Linked DNA regions of Homo sapiens: region 1 is linked to region 2. The links are chromatin loops, found by intact Hi-C in ENCODE. Cell type or tissue: heart right ventricle. All regions are shown on one strand.

Region 1 (2,500 bases), 270 kb before region 2:
TGTTAAAAAATTACCTTACTGGATTCTGGTATAAAATGATATCTGATGAAGAAAGGAGTAGTGGAATATAACCCTAAGTGTAAAACAAATATTGGTGTATATATATCCTGAGTATATAAATATATTGAGATAAATAAACACATAAACAGAGAGAAGAGACAAATATCCCATACAAAAGAATTCTAAATAATATATGTAGATAATTCCTCTTCAAGGAGGTGGAGCATAACTCCCCACTCCTTAGGTGTGAGCTGTGCATAGTGACTTCCTTCTAAAGACTACAGTGTAGAAAGAGGAAAAAAGAGTAACTGTACATTGGGGAAACCTGACAAACACTACTTCCACCAGACGATCAAGGTTAACATCAATCATGGTAAGTCATTTTGATAGTATGTCCCCTTGATATGATGTGATTAAAATGGCACTTAACCTCTGTGCCTTCCTCCCCCAAACCCATAATTTTGGTGTAATCGTGAGGAAAACATTGAACAAATTCTAATAGAGGGAAACTCTACAAAATACCTGACCAGTTTGCTCGAGACTGTCAAGGTCAACAAAATTGAAAAGTATGAAAAAGTATCACAGCCAGGGAGAGTCTAAGGAGACATGATGAATCAATGTAATAGGGTATCCTGAATGAGATCCTGGTACAAAAAGGGGATATTTGGTTAAGATTAAGGAAATATGAATCAAGTATGGACTTTAGTTGATAATAATATAGCAATATGGTTCATTAATTATAACAAATGTACCATATCTTAATAGAGGAAACTGGGTATGAGGTATAAGGGAACTCTCTGTACTATCTTCCCAATTTTTCTGTAAATCTAAACTGTCATAAAATATAAAGTTTATTTCTAAAAAATGATACCTCACGGCTGATTCTCCATGTAAGTTCTCCCACTTTCCACAGAATACCTAAATGAAAACCTAGAAACCATCAATAACTAAAACTGATAACCTACTACTAGAATATGAGAAGAATTTTCACCAAGTATAAGGCAGATGCAGCTGGACTCAGAAAAATAACTAGTAGCTTAACCATGCTTTATCTCCACCCCCAAAATGAAGCAGTCCCCCTTGGTCTGAAAGAAGATGGGAAGGCATTGTTCTGAAAGCAGTCTCCAGAGGGCAGTGTTCCTTTCTGTACTGTCTGAGCTCTCATTCAGAGACCCAGGATCTGTGCTAACCAGAAAATTAACCAGTTCACCTTCTACTGAATGGTAGCTGTTTTTGAAGTATTCGCTTTCATCTTGTGGGAAAGAGTCACTGCAAATAAAGCACTGTATGATGGTGGGGGGTGGGGGATGTTATAATATAAATAACTACTACTTTTGACATTATATGAACACAGTGGTAAAGATTTTACTGGCGTTAATTCACTTCATCGTTATTAACAATCCCACAAGGTTGGGAAGTGAGAACAATGAAGCACAGAGAAATTGACCTGCCCTGAGATGCACAGGTAAAAAAGTAGCACAGCTGAAATTAAAATCCTAATAGTCTCAGAACAAAGGTTAAAAAAAAACCTTAAGAATAATCCTAACAGTCTAATTAAAAAAATTTTTCTTTTTTTTTTTTGAAACAGGGTCTTGCTTTCTTCCCCAGGCTGTGGCATGATCATAGCTCAGTGCAGCCTCGAATTCCAGGGCTCAAGGGATCCTGCCACCTCAGCTTCCTGAGTAGCTGGGACTATAGGTGCATGCCACCATGCCTGGCTAATTTTTTTTCCCTTTTGTAGAGATGAGATCTTGCTATATTGCCCAGGCTGGTCTCAGACTCCTGGCTTCAAGCAATTCTCCCACCTTGACCTCCCAAAGTGCTGGGATTACAGGTGTGAGCCACCGTGCCCAGCCTCTAACAGTCTAATTTTAAAGCCTGCCCTTTTAATCACCTAACTGTAGTTCATTCAAAAACCCTCGTAGCAGCGTATGCTGAGGATTGAGATTCTTGTACTTTAATTATGATTTTTATTTGTATTTTACTATACTTGATCCACTCAACAAACATTTCCTACATGCCTACTGTGTGCTGCTGGTACTGGGCACATAATGGTGAACCAGACCCATAGACATATTTCTATACATAAGGGATCCAGAATCCACTGAGACCTGATGGGGGGAAGAATATTCCATCTCAGCCTAGCAGGAGTACACTAGATCTATGTCTACATGCTAGATGCTGAGAATCAGCCTAGTAACTAAATATTAGTACATAAGTTTGCTCCCCTTTTGTATATCTAACCAAGGAGATTCAACAGGACATAAGTGGACCACAAAAGAGCTCAGGGGCAACCCCAAAGTCTTGCCTGTTGGCAAACACTGCAGTCCAAGGGAAGGAGAGAAGCACCCTAAAAACCCAGAGAGAATGTTTTAATACATCTGATAATTGTTTCATGCATGCAACCTTTTAGAAATCTTATGCTTAGTATCTTCAAAGATACAAGAAGAAAGAGCATCATTGAAAGTGGATCAGAAAACCATATAGGCAAAATATGTTT
Region 2 (2,500 bases):
GAGGAAAGTAATGCAAAATAATGAAATAAACTGAGGGGTTTTGGGCTGTCAGAACTTCTATTCAATTTTAGCATTTCATTAAATATTCTACCCTTGACTCCAGAATGCCACGCTTATCATCATAATTTTGTCTCTTCAATGCCTTTCTCTTGCCCATATTAGGAACCCCCAAGAGTATCATCAATATAATTATTAAATGATTAAATTTGGAAATTCTGTGTGATAAAAAAAAAACCTTACCTCCTGAAGAAAAAATACACTGTCTGAAGCTGAGCAAGAAACACCTTAAAAATATAGTAGTTAACAAAGAATCAGGAAGGATGGTTACATATTTACATAGAAACTTCAAGATGCTTGCATATATGGTACAAATTAAAACATCATCACAAAAGAACATGTATTTGGAAGGTTGTCGGTTTTCATTAAGAGAAATCTGTAACACCAGGAAATGCAAAGGATGGAGGAAAATGCTAGAACTGGGGAAGGATGCAACATCCTTCCCTACAACAACCCTATAAAAAGTTTATACTGCATGTCTTACTAACAGGAACAAAGTATAGAACTTTTGATAGGCTAGGATATAGTGTTACCAAACCACATTTAGGGACATTTTAAGTAGAGAATGGAAGGATAGATATTTTCATGTTCCTTGAATGTAAACCTGGTTTCAAAATACTTAATTTAAGGGTGGAGCATGGAAAAGATTAGGCTGGTCAAAATGTGCTGACTTCACATCTCAGTTCCAGATAAGGAGAAAAACAATATAAAATAAGGTAAACAGAAAGAAAAAGAATATCAGCAAACTAGGTATCATCATTATCTTCATAAACTGTAACCATTTCCTGGGTAATTGCAATGTACCAGATATTATTTTAGGGGCTTTGACACAATATCTCATTTTATTGAGATAAACAAAAATAATCTTTGCTAGGTAGGTATTATTGTCCCCATTTTATGGGTGAGGAAATTGAGGCTGTGAGAGATTAAGAAATTCTCCAAGGTCACACCATTGGTGACTGTAGCGTCCCATAATAAAGAAAAAAAAGTAGCTTTATCAAAGAAGAGTAGCATAAGTAAAATGAAGAAAACTACACCAAGTTAAAAATACAGAGATACATAAAAGAAGCCAATGGAAAAAGAAAAGAGAAACTTTCTAACCAAATGAAAACAAGGTAAACCAAGGGTAAATTCCCAACCCATACAGCACGTTTCCCCTACCTGCCTTTTGCCAGTCCTCCCAACAACCCAGTCCCCTTTTGTGGCCATCATTACTACTCTGGGGGGAAAAGGGAAAAAAAAAAACTCCTCTTTCCCAATGTCAGCTTCCAAAAATATTAAAAGGCAACTTTGCTTTACACTCTGCAGAGTAAGGGTAGAGCCCACAGGAAGCATCAGCTGCTGAAAACCTGCTTTCCCCTGCCTGTGATGACACCTACAGCCACAATTCTAGACAGCAGCAAGACAAGTTAACTGTTGAAGAGGCTAAGAATTATGCTCTTAAAGAAAGGACAGTATGAAATAAAGGTTAGGGCCTGAAAGAGGACGGTAAGAAATAAAAGCTATAGAAATGGGAGAAAATCAATTGGGGATGAAGTTCAAAAGTAAGGGCAATAAAGAGAAAAGGCTGCAACCCTAGGCTGGAATAAGTATCATTGAACTAGGAAGGGATTTTTCTTTAGCCCAAGCATACAAAAAGGATGTGGGAAAAAAAAATTGGAAAGAAGAAAATGTGTGATTGTTTTATTTCTCTAGAAATAATAATTTGTGACAAAATTTTTATAGAATCTTCAACATATGAATTATTAAATGCTTATATTTCTTCTCATAGCTTTCTAGGATTGTAGAGGAATAAACACTTGTTGAAAACCACTCATTGTTGCTTCACCTACACCTTTTAAAGTTTCCAAGAAAGATACAATGAATAATGCACTTAGTCTATAATAAAAAGTTAACAAAAATGGTATTTTGAGAAACATCCTTTAATATTAAAGTGTTAGGTTGGCAGATATCTCACAAAAATATGAAACTTGGCTTTAGTACAAGCTAGTCAATTTTCTATGTAAAATTGTCAACTTTCAGATGAAATAGATAAAATTTTACCTTTAGTGTCCTTCCCACTCTTTTTGCTATTCTCAGCAACAGCAACTAAACTCTAGAGAAACATGTAGCTCCCTGAGACCACTGGAAGAAGTACTTACCAGATGACTATAAAACTTTCCTAACCAAGGATGAGAATTTTTAATTCTTATGAACCCTGAAGAAGTCTCATAGAAAATAACATCAAGTCTCATCATATTCAGTGAATAAGTACTGAAGAAATTAGAATGGACTGGTTTCAGATCCAGCATCTAATATCAAGTTCAAAATGCTGTGAAAATGAAAGGCTCAGAAAACCCAGATGAGAGCATGTTGGGTTTCCTTTTCCACTTGAAACTAACATGTTTACCCTGCTGATGGCTTTGGAGTTGCTAAAAAATTATCAATATTTGTTGTTTGTTTC

What was found. A loop is a pair of places that touch in the nucleus more often than their neighbours do. Peaks named below come from ENCODE experiments on the same cell type or tissue, not always from the same donor. Only the 100,000 strongest peaks of a DNase experiment are listed, where the experiment ranks them.
Region 1: it touches region 2 in a loop (2.9-fold over the local background); 11 of 110 quality-filtered maps call a loop at or near these places.

Annotation. Positions count from the first base shown.
Region 1 is chr2:177,798,615-177,801,114 of GRCh38, forward strand. All of the region lies in intron 9 of PDE11A (phosphodiesterase 11A), which reads right to left. Among named protein-coding and RNA genes, the nearest start is that of PDE11A-AS1, 130 kb to the left of the region's middle. In heart right ventricle, a CTCF peak has its summit at 1,127 (motif pointing right); no DNase peak of the experiment used is centred here.
Region 2 is chr2:178,068,297-178,070,796 of GRCh38, forward strand. The region is part of intron 1 of PDE11A (phosphodiesterase 11A); the gene reads right to left. Among named protein-coding and RNA genes, the nearest start is that of PDE11A, 3.2 kb to the right of the region's middle. In heart right ventricle, a CTCF peak has its summit at 1,427; no DNase peak of the experiment used is centred here.